Regions from separate parts of the Homo sapiens genome. Here region 2 is linked to region 1. Evidence: chromatin contacts called from ENCODE Hi-C or POLR2A ChIA-PET data. All regions are on one chromosome and are shown on one strand. Each heading gives the region's core, a stretch centred on a gene start or an enhancer-like site at or near the end of the contact. The rest is flanking DNA. Distances are from core to core; before and after follow the strand shown. Region 1 overlaps SYTL2 (synaptotagmin like 2). Region 2 has its middle 19 kb from the start of LINC02695.

The links. Hi-C counts contacts between places; a loop is a spot of excess contacts on that map. ChIA-PET counts read pairs that join two places held with the same protein, here RNA polymerase II (POLR2A). Pooled maps may share reads with other maps.
Region 2: a map of endothelial cell of umbilical vein shows a loop between it and region 1 (3-fold over the local background). The contact joins two enhancer-like sites. A Hi-C loop is called at or near these places in 1 of 168 maps with a recorded cell type or tissue (endothelial cell of umbilical vein) and 1 of 50 pooled maps. POLR2A ChIA-PET finds 5 or more read pairs at or near these places in 2 of 52 experiments (T-cell and activated T-cell).

Annotation. Positions count from the first base shown.
Region 1 is chr11:85,736,590-85,739,386 of GRCh38, reverse strand. It overlaps SYTL2 (synaptotagmin like 2), which reads left to right. Exons shown (of 20, transcript NM_206927.4): 5 at 1,731-1,812; 6 at 2,772-2,797. Among named protein-coding and RNA genes, the nearest start is that of CCDC89, 52 kb to the right of the region's middle. Within about 2 kb of position 1,451, at least 7 of the 41 ENCODE cell types and tissues checked have a DNase peak (open chromatin) inside an H3K27ac peak, as active enhancers do; they include endothelial cell of umbilical vein, where a contact is called at or near this core.
Region 2 is chr11:86,172,842-86,175,818 of GRCh38, reverse strand. No RefSeq gene overlaps it. Among named protein-coding and RNA genes, the nearest start is that of LINC02695, 19 kb to the left of the region's middle. RefSeq lists a cis regulatory region at 844-1,341. Within about 2 kb of position 1,623, at least 23 of the 41 ENCODE cell types and tissues checked have a DNase peak (open chromatin) inside an H3K27ac peak, as active enhancers do; they include endothelial cell of umbilical vein, where a contact is called at or near this core.

The DNA of each region.
Region 1 (2,797 bases), core at 202-2,701:
TGTTCTGACTGTTTTGTTTCTTCCTCTCTTTTTCTTTCCGAATAGCGGAAACAGACATTTTGTTTAATACCTGAATAGTCTGCCTCACTGCAGTTTTGCAAATAACATGGATTAAAAAAAAAAAAAAAAAAAAGCCAGCCTCCTGCTTACTATCTGTTGCTGCTTCTCCTGGCACTGGCTCAATTGGCCTTCGTTTATTTAGCCATTCACCAGTTATGTACCAGGCACTGTGCAAGGCACTGCAGGGGATATAAAGATGTTTGAGATACTCTTGAGGGATCTCCCACTTTACTATGCGAGGTAAGATATGTATACACAGAGGAGGTTGCATAGTAGACATGAAATACATAGCTAGGTACAGCTCAGTAAGGGAGAGACCTCATCTCTAGGAGGTAGGGACTACATGATTTGCAATATGGGCTGTTGAGGCTGGCGGCCTGGAGGCACAGGAACTGGAATTTCAGGGAGCAGAGGGAGAAGGATATAGACACTCTGCTTATCCTTTGGGCTTGGTGAGTGGGAAGGGGAAAGGAGAAAGATGGTGGAAAAAGACAGGTGTTCCACAGAGACCCCCAACCATCAGCACTTGGCTCAGGTCTTCTGATTATGTAACTGCTTTATTTACTAAGGAAGATTATGCAGAACACTCTGAGAAACTGAGCATAGCATCGACTATAGGGATGTTGTTCCTCATATCACCCACTGGCTTCTAAAAATGACATTCAAGAGAAATTGCTTTCTGGTTCTGAGCTATTGGTTGTTTTTATTATATAGAGACTGAATTATATCAGTGACTAGGTTTCTTTTTTCACTGTTTCTAGATAGCTTGATTCAAGTTTGTGCACACCTATTACAGGAATGGAGGACTCCTGTAATGTGTCTATTAGTCTTAATTCGGGCTCCATTATACATTCCTATTCTGTTCCCTCCCCTTTCCCTCCCATCCTCTATTTTCCCCCTTTCTCGCCTCTATGTAATCAGGCTGTATTTTATATCCTTCTGCTCATCTGCTATAATGCCTTTCTGGAACAATGAAAGGAAGTAATGAAAGGAAGAATGGCTTCTTCAAGAGCTCAGCCTTTTCTTGGGAGTAATTGTGTAAAAATAGCAATTGAAGTACAGAGATAAAGAAAAGAAATGAGGCTGCAGGAACATCTAGCCCATGGTTTTAGTGACAACAATCTTGGTTGAGGTTCTGTGGCCTTGGGGGCAAATTATTCCCCTCCTCTCCAGGCCTTTGGTTCCTTACTTCATGGGGAAAAGCAGGAATCTTACCCCTACCTCCACAAACTAAGGTGTTTTCCAAGCTCCTGACTCTGTGATGCCACTGAGAGAACTGGTGGTGGTAACAGGACACGAAGGCTTCAGCCAATAGCAACTTCACCTCCTGTGCCTGAGGCAAGACCACTGGAACAGGAAGTCTGAGCAGGTTGTTCCTCTCCCCACCCAGGGCCTCCGTGACCCTCTTTTGCCCTTCTCAATCAACAGTCAAGGGTGTGGTGGTTCTGGAGGGAGCCTGCTCACTTCACTTGTCTCCACTCACTCTTGCCTTACTCTCACTCTGGTGCTGTCCTGTCCCTGGGATAGGGAATAATTCTCTAGAGAATCCTTCTTATTCTTCTGCACCAGCTTCCTCTCCTAGCCTGCTGATAGCTTTCCACTTCAGAGGCATAATTTATGATTCCTCAAAAGGTGAGGTTTTATTCTCTGAATTATTGTTTCTTTTGCAGTTCCAGTGTGGTAAATCCAGCTTCCAGTGTGATTGATATGTCCCAGGAAAACACAAGGAAACCAAATGTGTCTCCAGAGAAGGTAGACTGAGCCCAGATTTTGAAAATCTTGTATTTGTTAGGAATGCCATTTTTCCTCATTGTGTCAAAGCACCACAAAATAAAGAGAATTTTGTAGTACAGTTTTTTGGTACCAAATACAGGTAATTTTCACTATTTTAAGAAGTCACTAGTTTAAGAAGTCACTCTCATGGTGGAAAAAGTGGATGGATACCATGTCATTGCATTGCTGAAGACCCAGATTTCTTGCCCTAGAGGGTAAAAAGTCTGAAGCTATTTGGTGCTGCTGCTTTTTAGCATATGGAATAAGGCTTGTTAGTTCCATGTCAGTCCTTATTCCTATATTCCTATGCATAGCTTCCTAAATCTCTGTTAGAGATCTGCTTCTGGGAGAGAATTGCTAATTTATTAAACTATAGACAGTAAACATTGTTATTGATTCCTATATTAATTTTTAAAACCTCTATTGATACCATTTTTATCATTAGAATTGATGATAATAATAATGACTATGAAGCACTTCAAGATACCTAAAATGTCTCCAAAATCTTTAGGAAAGGTCAATTACAGTTGTATTTTGTACACTTGTGATCTAGCACACTGAGAGTCTGGTATGGTAGAAGAATCACTGGTGGGACTCTGACCTGATTAGAGACCCAAGTTTCCTTTGACCTTGATCTGGTCTTTGCTATATCCGGGGCCAAGTTTTTTCACCTGTAAAATGTGGGATTTTGATTTAAGTGTCTGATTCTGAGCTAACTTTGTAGGACTCTGGCTTTGCATATATTTTATATAATTTTTAAATGGCATATATGGTAACTCTGTGCTAAGCAGATTAATCAGGACAACTGTTTTTCAAACATGCCAAATAATGGAGTTTATGGGATAAAACTATCAAAATTGAAGATAATAGGCATTTGCCAACACTGAGTTGCTGTCATGACATTTAAAATAAGTTTAATAAACAATATTTGTCCCCAGCAGAGGAAGAATCCGTTTAATAGCTC
Region 2 (2,977 bases), core at 374-2,873, 440 kb before region 1:
AAGGCTAGAAGGAACACTGGGCTGAAGTCATGTAGGATCTAATGTGCCAGGTTCATATATCTGGGCTTTGTTCTATCCAGCCCTTCCCAATCAGGATTCCACCAGAAAAATTAAGCCCTGATGACTTAAGACATCTATCATACAAATAAATTTCTCTCCCCTGTACACCTAGAATGGTATTAACTATGTACCATCCTGGAAAGACCTGAAATAGTCACTCAGATAATTTTCTGGAGGGCTTGGTTCTCACATGGAAGCCCAGGAGAGAAAGCCTGCTAGGCAGTGCAAGCCATCCAACATTTATAGAAAGCAAGTGACATCTTCACGTCATAGAAACACTGCTTGGGTGGCAATGAGAAGAGTGCTTTAGAAATAGTACAGGCAGAGGATAAGTGGTTAACTAAACTGCTGTTGCAATAATTCAGGTGGGTGACAACCAGGGCTCAGGGTGGTGACAGTAGAAATGGAGGTAAAGGACACCTTAGAGACATTTGGGAGGCAGAATAGATGGTGTTCTTTAGTGCTGTCTTCCCCAGCTCTTTGGCTATGATATGAAATCACCAGCTCCCTCCAGCTTCAGGCTGGAACCTTCCTAAAGAGGGCAAGAAGTGGCTGGGTGCAGTGACACACGCTTGTAATCCCAGCACTTTGGGAGGCCAAGGCAGGCAAATCACTTGAGGTCAGGAGTTCGAGACCAGCCTGGCCAACATGGTGAAACCCTGTCCGTATCGAAAATACAAAAATTAGCCGGGTGTGGTGGCATACGTCTATAGTCCTAACTACCTGGGAGGCTGAGGCAGGAGAATCGCTTGAACCAAGGAGGCAGAGGTTGTGGTGAGCCAAGATCATGCCACTGCTCTCCAGTCTGGGCGACAGAGCTAGACTCCATTTCAAAAAAAAAAAAAAGAGGGCAGAAGTGCACCAGCCACAACTCAGCATGGGGGTGGGGTGTGCTGCCACTGCTCTGGACCTTATCACATCTCTGGTGAACTCTGCACACCCTGATAGCCTCAAGTTGTGACTTTTCTTCACACCCCCTCACCCTCCTGGGCATGTTGGTCCAGTCTTCACAACTGACCTTCAGCCTCATTCTTCTCCCCAGCCACACATTTCAAAAGTGCTACCCTGAACTCCACACTGCCTGGCTGGGTTCCTGACGCTTTGCTTCCCTAACCCAACTCATTCTTCCAAGGAGCTGGATCCACTCCCTGTGCTCCACCCCAGCCCTAGGAGTCCTACAGCTGATGCAGCATTGCCAGCTCCAGTCCTGCTCATTCCCAGCTTCCTCCCTATGGGCCATGTGGCTGAGGTCTTATCATGCCTTATAACTAAACTGACCGGAATTTAGGCACGTCATCACCAAGCCTCATCTGGGGCCTGTTTTCTCATTTGTAATGTGTGGGGATTGTACTAGGTGACTTCTAAAGGATCTCCCTTCCAACACTAACATCCTGTGTTTCTAAGTAGGCCAACTGTAAAAGAAGTCTGCATTGGCACAGAACAATTGAGGCTGGGAGCAAGTGAGTCAGACTCAGCAGAAATGTCAAGCTCACTGTGGAGCCAGGAGATCAGAGTGCAGCATGCCACTGGGCAGACAGGAGCCAGGGCCTTGAGCCAGAGATTAGCCTACCCAGACAGCTGTGCGGACGAGATGACGGATGCCATGGCTTGCTTATTAGTCACATTGGTGTTCAAGGAATTAACCACTTCATTTTGTGCCCTCCAAAGGATAACATTCATTTATGACCTAAAGCTATTTAGCAGGGAGTTTGTAATTCTACCTTTCTCACAGTTACTGCTGGTGATTTAGGATTCAATATTATCCCATTACTATTTTGTCCATTTGCTTGAAATTGCCATCCAATGGGCATTCACTGACCATCTAGTTTTACTCTCAAGACTTCCTAAGTCCCTCTCAGATGCCTCTCAGTGTGTGTGAAAGAAAGGGCACAGACCTTTGGAGACCTACATTTGAACCCCACAGCTACTTACTAGTCATGTGGTTCTGGAAAAGTTAATCTCTGAAGAGTGTGTGTGTGTGTGTGTGTGTGTGTGTGTGTGTGAGAGAGAGAGAGAGAGACAGAGACAGAGTCTTGCTAGAGAGAGAGAGAGACAGAGTCTTGCTCTGTCACCCAGGCTGGAGTGCAGTGGCACGATCATGGCTCACTGCATCCTTCGCCTCCCTGGTTCAAGCAATTCTCCTGCCTCAGCCTCCCGAATAGCTGGGACTACAGGCGCGTGCCACCATGCCCAGCTAATTTTTGTATTCTTATTAGAGACAGGGTTTCACCATGTTGGCCAGACGGGTCTTAAACTCCTGACCTCAGGTGATCCACCCACCTTGGCCTCCCAAAGTGTTGGGATTATAGGCATGAGCCACCGCACCTGACTAATCTCTGAACTTTTGATTCCCCATGTGTGAAATGGGATAATAATAATACCTGCCTTGCAGATTTGTAGCCCAGGTTAAAGTGTCTACTATACGGGAGGTTCTCAGTAAAGAAGTTCTCCTTTACAGAAACCCTGCTGTTTTGCATGTCTTGAAATCTCTGCCTTCAGGATTGTTTCTCTTAGGTTTGCCTGGCCCTTTCCTCTCTTTCTTCCTTAAGCCTGCAAGGTCCCTGCTGGTCCACACAAGTTTCTGCTCCAATTCCAGACCTGCAGCATGCTGAGTCAGCACTAGCACTTCCTAGCGTAGGGGCTTTTCTCCACCCCATCATGGCTGAGCAATCACAAGCCAAGAAAATCTTGATCAGAAGATAAGATCATAGCTAAAGGCTCTGAGAGCTCCATTGTCTCAGCTTCAGATGCTGTTATATAGAAGATTAAAACCCCAGTACTGTGACTCAGTGAGGGCCCAGTTAGGAGATTACAAGACACAGTGCTGAAGGGTTAAAGGTGATAAAGTAAGGATGCCTTCAAGCTACTGAGTATAGGAATTAGCTGTGGGCACACATCTCTGGCAGGCTAGGGACTA